4 separate regions of the Homo sapiens genome follow, and all the other regions are linked to region 1. The links are chromatin contacts, found by Hi-C or POLR2A ChIA-PET in ENCODE. All regions are on one chromosome and are shown on one strand. The core of a region is the stretch at or near the end of the contact, and the rest is flanking DNA. Distances in the headings are between cores, read along the strand shown. Region 1 holds the start of UBE4B (ubiquitination factor E4B). Region 2 holds the start of SLC25A33 (solute carrier family 25 member 33). Region 3 holds the start of PIK3CD-AS1 (PIK3CD antisense RNA 1). Region 4 overlaps PIK3CD (phosphatidylinositol-4,5-bisphosphate 3-kinase catalytic subunit delta).

The links. Hi-C counts contacts between places; a loop is a spot of excess contacts on that map. ChIA-PET counts read pairs that join two places held with the same protein, here RNA polymerase II (POLR2A). Pooled maps may share reads with other maps.
Region 2: a map of CD8-positive, alpha-beta T cell shows a loop between it and region 1 (20-fold over the local background). The contact joins the promoter of SLC25A33 here to the promoter of UBE4B in region 1. A Hi-C loop is called at or near these places in 4 of 168 maps with a recorded cell type or tissue (CD4-positive, alpha-beta T cell, CD8-positive, alpha-beta T cell and naive thymus-derived CD4-positive, alpha-beta T cell), 3 of 37 single-sample maps with no recorded cell type and 9 of 50 pooled maps. POLR2A ChIA-PET finds 5 or more read pairs at or near these places in 1 of 52 experiments (HEK293T).
Region 3: a pooled map shows a loop between it and region 1 (6-fold over the local background). The contact joins the promoter of PIK3CD-AS1 here to the promoter of UBE4B in region 1. A Hi-C loop is called at or near these places in 8 of 50 pooled maps.
Region 4: a loop to region 1 is called in a pooled map, with 4 times the contacts of the local background. The contact joins the enhancer-like site here to the promoter of UBE4B in region 1. A Hi-C loop is called at or near these places in 1 of 168 maps with a recorded cell type or tissue (CD8-positive, alpha-beta T cell), 1 of 37 single-sample maps with no recorded cell type and 9 of 50 pooled maps. POLR2A ChIA-PET finds 5 or more read pairs at or near these places in 1 of 52 experiments (naive thymus-derived CD8-positive, alpha-beta T cell).

Annotation. Positions count from the first base shown.
Region 1 is chr1:10,031,237-10,034,469 of GRCh38, forward strand. It overlaps UBE4B (ubiquitination factor E4B), which reads left to right and starts at 1,722. Exons shown (of 28, transcript NM_001105562.3): 1 at 1,722-2,458. The coding sequence starts at 2,435. RefSeq lists silencers at 1,340-1,729, 1,760-1,979 and enhancers at 1,494-2,148, 2,540-2,589.
Region 2 is chr1:9,537,800-9,541,032 of GRCh38, forward strand. It overlaps SLC25A33 (solute carrier family 25 member 33), which reads left to right and starts at 1,666. Exons shown (of 7, transcript NM_032315.3): 1 at 1,666-1,948. The coding sequence starts at 1,893. RefSeq lists silencers at 1,422-1,941, 1,962-2,321 and enhancers at 1,431-1,725, 2,392-2,521.
Region 3 is chr1:9,652,977-9,656,209 of GRCh38, forward strand. It overlaps PIK3CD-AS1 (PIK3CD antisense RNA 1), which reads right to left and starts at 1,610. Exons shown (of 2, transcript NR_027045.1): 1 at 1,222-1,610; 2 at 1-1,067. All of the region lies in intron 1 of PIK3CD (phosphatidylinositol-4,5-bisphosphate 3-kinase catalytic subunit delta), which reads left to right. RefSeq lists an enhancer at 948-997.
Region 4 is chr1:9,703,193-9,706,425 of GRCh38, forward strand. The region is part of intron 2 of PIK3CD (phosphatidylinositol-4,5-bisphosphate 3-kinase catalytic subunit delta); the gene reads left to right. Among named protein-coding and RNA genes, the nearest start is that of PIK3CD-AS2, 17 kb to the left of the region's middle. Within about 2 kb of position 1,684, at least 6 of the 41 ENCODE cell types and tissues checked have a DNase peak (open chromatin) inside an H3K27ac peak, as active enhancers do; they include CD8-positive, alpha-beta T cell, where a contact is called at or near this core.

The DNA.
Region 1 (3,233 bases), core at 472-2,971:
CCGCCACCACGCCCTTCTAATTTTTGTATTTTGTATTTCACCATCTTGGCCAGGCTGGTCTTAAACTCCGGACCTCTTGATCCACCCGCCTTGGCCTCCCAAAGGGCTGGGATTACAGGCGTGAGCCACTGCGCCCAGCCCGGGAGTGACTGTTAATGGCTTTGAGGGTTTCTTTTTGGGATGATGAAAATGTTCTGAAATTGGACAGTGAGGATGACTGAACTGTGAACATAATAAAACCACTGTACACCTTAATTGGGTGAATTGTATGGTATGTAAATTAGATGGCAATAATGAGGTTAAAAAAAGTAAACTTTTAACATCAATGTCACCAGGGGTTCAAGTTCTGGCTTACACAGAATTCCTTTCCTGGAGAGCAGATAATATGCAAAGCCAGCAGTGATTTATTTTTACTCACAAATTCCTTACATATTTTTACTCACAAATTCCTTACATATCTAGTAGTCAGGTTCCTATTTTAAGCATGTAGCAAATACATTGTAACTCTTAATTCTGGAATGCAGTCTTTATGGCTTAGTGAGCCATCCAATCCACTTATAGTCTTCGTCAGCGGCAAAATCTGGAATTTCATGGTACTGTTACTTTGATCGCTCAACTTAGATTTATATTTTATAAATATATATATACATACATATATATATATTTTTTGAGATGGAGTCGCGCTCTGTCGCCCAGGCTGGAGTGCAGTGGCGCGATCTCGGCTCACTGCAAGCTCCGCCTCCCGGGTTCACGCCATTCTCCTGCCTCAGCCTCCCGAGTAGCCGGGACTACAGGCGCCCGCCGCCACATCTGGCTGATTTTTTGTATTTTTTAGTAGAGACGGGGTTTCACCGTGTTAGCCAGGATGGTCTCGATCTCCTGACCTCGTGATCCGCCCGCCTCGGCCTCCCAAAGTGCTGGGATTACAGGCGTGAGCCACCGCGCCCGGCCAAATATTTGTATTCTTGTGCACCGGAGGATGGTTTTCCCCCACTGACTCCAAACGTCTTCCTTGCATTTGCTGTGTACAATTCAGTGATTTGGGTCTCTCATCCATTTATACTTTCAAATTTTACCAATACTTTTTGAACACACTTAAAAAAAAAAAAACCCAGGAAGTATCTCTAAAAGGCCAAGGTAAAATAAAATGAATGGGAGTTCTTGTGTTCGAGTTTTCTTCCAACTGGGCTTTCCTGGAGGAGGTGGAAGAGTGTGTGGCAGATGTTTCAGAAAATGAGCGCTCAATACGGTAGATCACGCTCCCGGGGTCAAGGAGACGTTTTCCGTTTTCTTTTCCCTCGCTTAGGCGGCGGGCGCGCACAGTCCAGTGGGAGCGATGAGGTGTTTCTAGGCCCCCAAGTCACAGAAAAGCAGGCGATTGGGAACAACGGAGGCGCGGCGGGCCCCCGGGCCGCGGGCCAGCGCCACCTTCTGGTGGATCTTCCCCGACGCGAGTCTGGGAGTCGTCCCTCCCCTTGCCAGCCTACCTGGCTCAGGCCCGCCGCGCCCGCAGCCCCAGCGCGGTCGCCGTGGCAACGCCCCGCCCAGCCGCCAGCCTCCCTTTGCCCCTCCCCACGTCCGGCGCGGCTGCGCGGGACGGGGTGGGACGGAGGCGGGGAGAGGACGCAGGCGAGAGGAACTCGGCGGCGCGGCGCCCGCGGCCTATTGGCTGCCACGTCCCGGCGCCAGAAGCCCCGCCTCCCTGACGGGGGTCACGTGATCCCTTTCAAAGATGGCCGCCCTGTTGTTTTGATGAATAATACTTGGTGGGGCGAGGGGGAAAGAGTAGGGGTGGAGGGGTAGGAGGATTTACTCTTCCAGCGAGAGCTACGCGCATCCCATCCTCCCCCTCCCCCCTACCCGGGCTCCGGCGTGGAGGCGGGGCGTGGCCGGCCTGCTTTGGGAGGGGAGGGGCTTCCCTTACAGTGCTGGGCTCTGCCAGGACGGCTGTGGGGTCGCCTTACCTCGGGGTATCCACTCTGCAGTCGACCAGTTCCCGCCAGGAGCAAAGGGTAGGAAGGAGAGCAGGATCTGCTGTAGGAACGCAGCTACCGCGCCACTATCACGAAGAAACAGCAGGCTCGGGGCACGAGACGAACTGGAGACCGCGCTGCCTAGCTGGGTAACCTGGGAAGCAGAGGGTAATAAGTGGCGCCTTAAGACAACCCTGTAGCAGCAGCAGTGGCGGCCAAAGGAGGCTGCTCAGGGAACAAGCGGCTGTAGTAGTCTGTGGGGCGACTGGAGTGACCGAAGCCAAGGCAGTTTAGTGCCTCTCGTGTTCTTATTTTTTAACCTCTGACTATGCAATTCTGAAACCTCCCCCATTCGGGGGACCAGACAGCCTGATAGACACCTTCCACTCTCCTTCCTCCCGCCGTGGTCTCGAGAACAGAAGGATCTCTCCTTAACGCCTTTCACCATTAAGAGGAAAGCGATGGAGGAGCTGAGCGCTGATGAGGTGAGGAGGTTGGGGGACACCTTGAGGGATTAGTTGGCAACTCGTTAGCGCTTTGGACAGGGATGGTATTGCGCCAGTGCTGTCTGGCCTTTGGGCTTGGAGAAGGAACGGAGATGATATTTTCCAAGAATAACGTGACTCCCCGATAGGGTCTCTGGTTTTGTTCTCCTTTATTCTGTTGCCTTCTTTCTTCATTCTGAACTCCATTTGCTTCTTTCCGAGTGTTCTTTTAGGGTATGAACAAGAGGAGAGAGCATCTTGAGGTGTTTATTCTTTTCTTCAGGGTATGCGAACAAGAAGGGCGAGATTTACATGAAGTTAAAGTGTGTGTGTGTCTGTGTCTTCAGGAATTTAAAGAACAATTTTGGATGGAATGAGAATGTATGGTGGGTGAATATTTTTAAAGAAAGCATTTGAAATTCCAGATATGTGTGGTTATTGCACTGTATAAGCTTGATTAAACATATATTTTTGCTTGAGGGGTGGTTTACAGACAGATTCTTTGATATTTAACAAAATATGTATCTTCTCCACAGTTTAGAGAATTCCAGTTATATTCTGGTACTTAATAGACCACTAATGACTTCTGGCATTCTTCTGTTACATTCTATCTTTTCCTACTTCTTGAATCTTTCAAACTTGTGTTTTGCTGTAGCAGAGACTGAACGGGAAGCAAGTGGAAGCAAATGACTTTCTAAACTCTCTCCTGTTCTCATTTCTTAAAGGAGTTATACAGATCTACTTCTTGATGTTTTAAAGATTGTTTAATAAATTA
Region 2 (3,233 bases), core at 416-2,915, 490 kb before region 1:
AGCCTCCCAAAGTGCTGGGATGACAGGAGTGGGCCACTGTGCTGGGTTTTCTTTACTTCTTTTTCTCAGATATCTCATGCCCTAGTATGGCTTCCCCTTCTCCTAGGCCTGGGAGCAATGGCTTTAATAGTAACCACTGTATTTGCATTTTGGAGGACTGCTCCTAAGAGCTGTTTTTATTTAAAGAGTCCCAGCAATCAAATACAGATTGGCTGGCTAGCTCCCACGTTTCCACACAATTCCCTCCTACTTAAGCTCTCTATGTTTACACACAGGACATCTAACTGCTTGTTCTGGTCAAGGTACAGCTTTCCGGAGCTCTGAGAGACGGAAGAGAAAGGGTTGGTACGTTCTGCAGGTGAATGGTGGTCTGCTGAGAGAGAGACAGACAGAGAGACATAGTCCAAGGTAACAGGAAAGCTTCTGGCACTGGTGCCTGTGCAGTCAGTGGTGTCACTGCCAGGACAGGAAATAGAGGTAGAGCAGGTTTGGGGGAGGGGAAGAATGATAAGTTCAATTTGGGACCTTTATTCATTAGCTCCTTGGGCATTACTAGGTGGCAGGTACTGTGTCAGGAACAACTGTGAACAAAAGAAATAAGGTCCCTGCTCTCCTGAAGCTTACATTCCTGTATGGGAAGGACAACTTAAATAAATCAACAAACTAACTGCAGAAGCCCTGGTTCTATAGTCGTGTGACAGACTGCGCTGCAAAGGCGGCCAGGAAAGTCTCCATCTGGGGGAGACCTGGAGATTAGAAGATGTCAGGTTGAGTATGACAATGACCCAGTGACATAGGCTGAGAGAAGCAGTTTGGATATCTAGGTCTGGGCTGGAGATGATCAGAAAAGAAGCAAAAAGCATACTGCAAAATATACGCAGCATATACTACTACTTATAGGGAGATCAAAAATCCACATAATGATAATGATTATTAATTATTTGAGACAGAGTCTCGCTTTGTCGTCCAGGCTGGAGTGCAGTGGCAAGATCTTGGCTCACTGCAGCCCCCGCCTCCCGGGCTCAAGCGATTATCCAGCCTCAGCCACCCAAGTAGCTGGGATGACAGGGGTGCGCCGCCTCGTCCGGCTAACTTTTGTATTTCTAGTAGAGACACGGTTTCGCCGTCTTGGACAGGTTGGTCTGTAACTCCTGGCTTCAGGCGATCCGCCCGCCCGCCTCGGCCTCCCAAAGTGTTGAGATTGCAGGCGTGAGCCACCGTGAGGGCCTCACTGATTATCTAAGGCTGTTTAGATTATAGATTTTTAGATTATGTTTTTGTTTCCCTAAACGGGGTGGTGAGTACAGAGGTGTGAGATGTAACACGTAATTTGTACACCTTTTGCACACGTAAATATCACAAAGTAAACTTTTAAAATAAGGCAAGGCCTAGGGCCTCGCGAGGCTTCTCTGAGGAGCGAGGACCAGTCAGTCACAGCCAGTTTCCACTGCCTCCACGCTCCGGCCTAGGCCAGCCCCTCTCCCCAGTCATTCGCTCGGGGCTGGCTCCGCCCCAGAACTGCGCAACCTCCCCGCCCACATCCGCGTCCTAACCAATGAGCGCTCGAAATTTGGGTCCACACCCCCGTCACGCCCCGCCCCAGACTCGCGCGCCCGTGACGTCACGGTCCGGCCCCCGCCACGTGACGGCCGCGCGCCGGGCTCTAGCTCCCCGCCGGGCTCGCGCCGCAGAGGCCGGTGAGGCGCCGGCGGCCACGCCGCGGAAGGCGCGGGCCGAGCAGAGCCGGGCGTTGGAGCCCGCGCGCGCATGGAGGCGTTGCCGGCAGCCCCCTGAGGGCAGCGGGGAGACAAGACCCGGCGACCTCGCGCATCCCTCGAGCCGCCACGCGCTCTCGCCACCGGGCGGCGACGGGCCGCGGAGCCGGCGCGGCCATGGCGACGGGCGGCCAGCAGAAGGAGAACACGCTGCTTCACCTCTTCGCCGGCGGGTGAGTTCCCGGGCCCAGCCGCGCGCGCCCCACCGCCTGCGGTCCCCTCGGCCTTCGCCCCGGGCGCGGCCCCAGCCTCCCGCGGCGGTTACCGGCCTTCCCCGGGCTACGGCGCCGGCGCTCGGGAGGAGGAAGTCCCGGCGTCGGGGACTGGTGGGCAGGGCCGAGGGAGGGGGTCGGGCCTTCCTCACCCCTACGTCCTGACCGCAGCCCCGAGGGCGGCTGTGCCCCGCCGCCCGTCCTCCCCGCGGCGTCCCCAGCTTTTCCCCATTCTGAAGAGTCAGTGGCCGGTGAGTGGTGCTCGGCGGCGGTCCAGCCTGGACGCTGTGGCGCGGCCCCCCCTCCCCCGCCCCCTTCTCCTGGGGCCTCTCCCGAAGCGCAGCGCCTCAGAGCCCGTGGTAGGATCGCTGATGCTCGGGTGTGCCCGAGGTTCCTCAGGGCAGCGCGGGAGGTCATCCGGACGGGCAAAAAGGTCTGCGGACGTTGGACGTCAGCAAGGCCTGGGTGGTGCTGGTGAACGGTGATGCTTGCGGCCACACGCGGGGTGGCTAAGCCAGGGACCCGAACTCATATGAGGTCTGGAAGGTGTGTTGAGACACTTCTCGCCGGCTGGTAGACGCTTCCAACGCCAGAGACCGCAGAATTGTAAGGTGTTCCTTGTTTTGAAAGCTGCATTAGGTCTATGGTCAGGCACCTTTTTTCCAGCGGAGACAATGCATTTTTAGGAGGTTGAGTTCTGCGGTTAGGAAGGGAGATGGTACCCCTCGCCACCTCCCCTTGTCACCTCCCGCCGAGAATAGAAGGTAAAATATTTTTGAGTATTAGTAATTTTCTTTTTTCCTTTATCACAGCCGGTGGCTTGGGGTCCTTTCGGAGTCTTACAGATATTTGGAGTATTAATTTGAGGACCTCATCGGCCTGGCACAGGAATTTTTGAGTGTAGGATATTTTGCATAAAATAGTTTATTCTGGGATGATCATCTTGGCTTGAGTAGTTGCAGCCTGGATTCCTACCTGGATATGTTCCTTACAACAAACAATGGTTGAGAAACTTATCTTGGAAGATGACTGATGAAAGCGTCCCTGAGCTTTTTTTGTACTTGTATTGTGGGCAGTCACCAGGTTACTTTAACCAAAAACTTCGGTGGGTCTTCATAGATTGGAAGAGTTTCTCATTCATCTCTTCCCTGTCATTCATTCCCTTGCAACCCTTCCCTCCATGTCTCCATTGAGACTTCCTTTTTTTTTTTGAGAGGGAGTCTTCCTCTGTCGCCCAGGCTGGAGT
Region 3 (3,233 bases), core at 360-2,859, 380 kb before region 1:
GGTGGGACCTGCAGATCTTGAACCCCACCAGACTCCATCAAGGGGGCTTCTTCCCGCCGATTCCTGAGAAGTCCTACCTCTGAGATGCTGGGCACAGCCGCACGTGGATGTGGGCGGGTGTGCCGTGGGTTGGAGTGGGAAGGGGCAATTATTCCTCTCTCAGGGCTCTCGGAGGGGAAGGTTTACTGCTCCCTAGGGACTTTGAAACCAAGGGCTAACCCCCTGCTCTCTTCCAGGAGAGTGGGATACCGCCCGGGTGCCTGACGGTGCCTTGGTGTTCTTGACAATTGAATGGTACCATCGGGACATTACTCCCCAAAGAACTGGTCGTTCTTACCTAGGTGATTTCAGCTGGACAACTGTAGGAGCTGAGTGGTGTTGTCTTCATTTTACAGTTAAGGAAACGAAGGCTCAGAAAAGTTAAATAACTCACCAACCCACACAGTTTACAAGTAGTTTCTCCAGGATCCCAGCTCTTTCCGACGCCAGCGCGTTTAATCATCTGGGGGTGCCGTTGCTTGCGGGGGAAGGAGAATGTCCTAGTAATTCTCTTGGGGGGGATTTGGAGGGGACGACTGTTCAGAGAGGCACCCTCTAAGATACCCTTGAGACTCCTCTGTAACACCCGCTGCTGCTGTTCACACCCCCTCCCCAATTTGATTGATGTGTTGAGTGGGGCGGAAGGTTCTTTTGGTTGATGAGGCTGCGACCAAACGCAAGGAGATATAAATAGAGCTTTCTCTTTGGCTCTCTCTAGAGCAGAAATGCCAACCCCTTAGCATTTCCATGGCCTGCTGGAGTTTCATTTCTTGATATTAGGATTCCAGCCATCTTGGCTGGTGAGAGGCCTGCTGGCGGCTTCCTGGGCTTGGTCCTCTTTTGGTGCTTTCACAGAATGATGGAAGACACTGGAGTGGGCTGGAGGAGTGCTCTTAAAACCCAGTTGTGGCTGAGAGCGGTAGCTCATACCTGTCATCCCAGTGCTTTGGGAGGCCCAGACGGGAGGATCACTTGAAGCCAGGAGTTCAAGGTTGCAGTAAGCTATTACAGTGCCACTGCGCTCCAGCCTGGGTGACAGAGCAAGAGCCCATCTCTGAGAAACATAATACAACAACCCAGTTGCCTGCTCCAGAGACAACTAAGCTAGCCTCCTTCTGAGCCCCACTTCCCCCGCCCTTCAGCCCCTGTTCAGAAACAGACTACATTGGCCACACTACTCACTTAGATGTTTCTGGAATTAGGGCACGTGCCCCAGAGGTACTCCCGACCACGCAGATGTCCCCTTCTGGCAGGAAAAGCGCGTTTCTGCGTTTCTGCAGCCTCAGTCCACGCCGCCAGGTCTTTGCACTAAGCTGTGGGCTCCGTTTCTCCTCCGATACCATGTTTAGCAAGTGTTTCCTGAGATCACACGGGGTGCCAGGGGCTGTGCTAAGAACAGGGCAGGCAGACTGGGAGGGCATCAGCCCCTGGGGGGCTTACAGGACAGACAGTCCACCAATGGTTGTGCGAAAGCCAGCCCGCTTTCGCACAACTGTCCGATGGAATTCATGGAGGTGGGAGTGGGGATGGTGAGAGTCGGTTCCTGCTTCATCTTGTTTTACTTAAATTGCACAGTGAAAGGGAGAAGTGAATGTGCAACGGATGAAGCAATTCCCCTTTGGCTGGGTTATTTTCAAAACCATTTTTGTGTAGAGAGCAGTTCCCGCCCTCCCTGAGGCCAGCTGCCGGTGTGGGCCTGATGGTGGGGTTTGGGGCCCCAGCAAATGTTTCCTTAACGTGGGACCTTCAGAAGGCTCTTTCAGGCTGGGCGCGGTGGCTCACGCCTGTAATTCCAGCACTTTGGGAGGCCGAGGTGGGCGGATCACTTGAGGTCAGGAGTTCAAGACCATCTTGGCCAACATGGTGAATATCTGTCTCTACGAAAAATGCAAAAAAAAAAAATTAGCTGGGCGTGGTGATGAGCACCTGTAATCCCAGCTACTTGGGAGGTGGAGGCAGGAGAATCGCTTCAATCCGGGAGGTGGAGGTTGCAGTGTGCTGAGATTGTGCCACTGCACTCCAGCCTGGGCAACAGAGTGAGACTACATTTCAAAAAAAAAAAAAAGAAAAAAAAGCTCTTTCAGCCAGGAGGGTGGCTTCAGCTACTCCCCAGGGGACAAGTGTGTTTTTCAGCAAAGCTGTTAGAGAAGATGGTCTAGAAGCAGTACCCCGGGATGGAGGAGACAAGGAAGGGCCCTATCCACTGGAGGATGGCAGAGCCTGGCTTGTTTGAAAGGGAGGAAAATATTGTCATCTTGGTACCGGTGACAGTGTTTCATAAATAGCGAAGGTGGCAAAACGCCACCTCTCTCCCTACAGTTAACGCTAAGACTGAGTTGTCTTTAGTTTGGTTGGTGGAAATCCCCGGCAATCATAGCAGAAATGCTGCCAGTTTCAAGATGGAAAAAATAAAAAACCCAGGAACCCCCCGCCCCCCCCCCTTTTTTATTGCAGCTAAACACTGTGACTTGCTGTGGGTCCTACCAAAATAACGGCCATTCTCCCCTCCCTGAGGGCCAGCACAGTCCCTAGGGCCTGTGAAAGTTCCCCTTCCAGCTGCACTGGCTGGATATGCGTGAAACTCCCCTCCCTCCCCAGAAGTCACAACCTTACCACCTCGGATAAGGGTCAGGGCTCCTGGAAATGGGTCCCTTTTCCTATTACTTTCTTTCTTTTTTCTTCTTTTTTTTTTTTTTTTTTGAGACGGAGTCTCGCTTTGTCGCCCAGGCTGGAGTGCAATGGTGTGATCTCGGCCCACTGCAACCTCTGCCTCCAGGTTCAAGCGATTCTCCCACCTCAGCCTCCTGAGTAGCTGGAATTACAGATGTGCGCCACTATGGCCAGCTATTTTTAGTATTTTTAGCAGTGACGGTGTTTTGCCATGTTGGCCAGGCTGGTCTCGAACTCCTGACCTTAGGTGATCTGCCCACCTTGGCCTCCCAGAGCGCTAGGATTAAAGGCGTGAGCCACCATGCGCGGCCTTCCTATTACATTCTGAGCACAGGGGGAGTGATCAGAGTGAAGGGTGTGGCATTTCCAAAGTGGTATTTCGGTTGGCTTCTGTTTCACTCATATTGGGGGAAATTGCTTCCACTTAGAGAAAATGCCGGAAGAGTGGGCGGTGCCAGGAGTAGGGTGGGGGAGGAGGAGATGCAGAAAGGGATAGACCTATTTGGGATTTTTGGTCCTGGAGG
Region 4 (3,233 bases), core at 434-2,933, 330 kb before region 1:
ACCCACTGGACTGACTTGATAGTCATATGGCCATCCTGGAATCCTATAGTCAGGGAGATAACGTGTAGTGATAGGCTGCGCCTAAGTCTCATTCCCACCTCCAAGCCAATCCCCATGGCCTGGGCAAACTCAGGCCCCTGATTGGCTGTGTCTGAGTCTCAGGCTATCCAGGGAGCTAGGGGTGAAGTCAGCTTATCCGAACCACTTGGACTGAGTGTGTTGAGTTTTTGAAAAGTCCCCAGCTCCCAGATTAAAAAAAAAACCAACAAAAACGTAAAGTTACTAGCACCCAGAAGCCTCCCATGCGCCCTTCTAGTCACTCCCCCAAACCTGGGGTAACCCCTATTTCTTTTGCCACCATAGATTTATTAATTCTGCCTGTGTTTGTTTCTTTGTACAGTTGGAATCATGAACACATATTTTTTTTGTGGGCAGCTGCTTTTGCCCAGCTTTATGTGTGTGAGAGTCATCGATACTGTTGTGTGGACTTGTAGACTGCTCATTCTCATTGCTATATAACATTCTGCTCAGAAAGAGTATCACACATTATTTTGCCATTCCCCATTCTGTTGATGTGCATTTGGGAAGTTTCCACTTTGGAGCCATCATGAATAGTGATGCCATAGACACTCTTGCCCGTGTCTTTTGATAAATATACATGTATTTGCATTTCTCTGGGGTGTGTACTTTGGAGCGGAATTGCTGGGTCCTAGGGCATAGGCATGTTCAACTTTAGTAGATATTGTCAAACAGTTTTCCAAAGCAGTTGTACTGGTTTGCGTTCTTGGGGCATTTCTGAAGTCCCTGTACTCACTGGCATCTCTGTCCTGTACATATCAGAGAGCTATGGTTCTGGGCTTCATTCAGGGAAGAGTTAGGGCTGGTTGGCCACTGTGCTAGAGAGAGGTTCTTAGCCCAGAGAGACGGAAGGCACTTCCACTTTCTCCTGTCCTGTCTCACTGGTGACAGGACCTGGCATTTGATGTCCTGTGCAGACCAGTCTGATACTTTCTGTATTAGGAATGAGGTTTTCTGTGAAAGTATTTCCCTACATCCCATTTAGGTAAGGTGTAGTTGAAGACTTCATTTCCAGAGTGCTAAGGGGCAGGAGAGTGAGGGGTGTATTTTCCTGGAACCCAGGCTGTGGGTTGGAGTCCCTGGGAGCTCATGCCTCATGTGCTCATCTTGGGCCTCACCAGACTGAGTGGCCAAAGATACCCCTGACTTTCAAAGCCCATGGTCAAAGCCCATTTCATGTCATAAGTGGATTCTCCAGGATTCCTGACTCTCTCCCAAGTTGTTTTTTTGTTTTGCTTTGTTTTGTTTTGTTTTGTTTTTGAGACAGGGTCTCACTCTATTGCCCAGGCTGGAGTGCAGTGGCACAATCTCAGCTAACTGCAACCTCCACTTCCCTGGCTCAAGCAATCCTCCAGCCTCAGCCTCCCAAGTAGCCGGGACTACAGGCGTGAGCCACCATGACCGGCTAATTTTTGTATTTTGTGTAGAGACAGGGTTTTACCATGTTTCGCAGGCTGGTCACCAATGCCTGAGCTCAAAGTGATCCACTGGCCTCAGCCTCCCAAAGTGCTGGGATTACAGGCGTGAGCCACCACGCCCAGCCGGTCCCCCAAGTTTTGAAACAAAAGGAAGACTTTGGCTTGGCCATTCTCAGCAAGAGGAACCCAAAGTAGGATGTGGTTTTGCAATTGGAGGAAGTGGCGACCAGCAGTGGCAGTGCCTAGAGATGTGCAGCTCTCGCTCCTCAGGGCAGCTGGGGTCCAGCTGACGGTGAGGCCTGGGCCCAGCCGGCGCTGCCACCCAATCAACACCTGCCTTCAACCAAATATTTCTTTTCAACTGTTTTTACAAGTCTTTAAAATCCAAGAGAATGTGATCTTTAAGTAGAGAAGTCTTTGCTTAAAGAATAAAAATCATAAATCATAAAGGCAAAGATTGATAATTTGACCGCATCAACATTAAAAACTTCTACTCACCAGGCTGGGCATGATGGCTCATGCTTGTAATCCCAGCACTTTGGGATACTGAGGCCAGTGGATCACTTGAGCCCAGGAGTTTGGGACCAGTCTCTACTAAAAACATATATTTTTTTAAAGTCTCTATTAAAAATACCAAAAAAAAAAAAAAAAAAGGAAAAAAAAAAGGGTGTAGTGGCATACGCCTGTAGTCCCAGCTACCTGGGAGCCTGAGGTTGGGAGGATCACCTGAGCCTGGGAGGTTGAGGCTGCAGTGAGCTGTGATTGCGCCACTGCACTCCAGCCTGGATGACAGAGTGAGACCCTGTCTCCTAAAACAAAACAAAACAGCAACAACAAAAAACCTTCTACTCACCAAAAAGACACCATAAGCAAAGCAAAAAGATGACTCAGATTAGAAAATATTTCCCGCTCATTCAACCAACAAAGGAATGGAATCTAGAATATATAAAGAAATCCTACAAAGCATTAAAAAAGATTAAGTAACCCCACAGGAAAATGGGCAAAGTTTATAGTAAGTAGGCTATTTGTAGAAAATAAAGGTTTTATGGAAAATCAGGGAAATGCAAATTAAAACGAGATAATTTCATTCACATCAAATTGGCAAAAATGAGTAAATTTGACAATACCAAGTGTTGACCAATATCTGGAGATTGATCTCCATACCACAGTTCTGAGATTGCTGACGGGCACCACCGTCTTGAGGACAGTGTGGTGATATTTAGTAAAGTTAATGGTGTGGTTATACCGATCGTAGGTTATGCCACATGTGTCTCTTGAGCACTTGAAATGTGGACAGTGTGAGGAATGGAATTTTAAAACATTTAATTTAATTTAAAATTGCTGTTGATTCATTTATTGGAATTTTTTTTTTTTTTTTTTTTTTTTGGTAGAGACAGAGTTTTGCCATGTTGCTCAGGCTGGTCTCAAACTCAAGCAATCCACCTGCTTTGGCCTCCCAAAGTGCTGGGATTACAGGCATGAGCCACTGCGACCAGCCTTAAGTGTGTTTAGAACAAACTGGGTCTGGCTAGGAGCTCACACCTGTAATGCCAGCACTTAGAGAGGCCGAGGTGGGAGGATCACTTGAGCCCAGGAGTTCGAGACCAACCTGGGCAACATAGCAAGACCCTGTACCTCAAAAAAAAAAAAAAAAGTTAGCAGGGCATGGTGGCACAAGCCTGTAGTCTCAGCCACTCAGGAGGCTGAGGCTGGAGGATCGCTTGAGCCCAGGAGTTG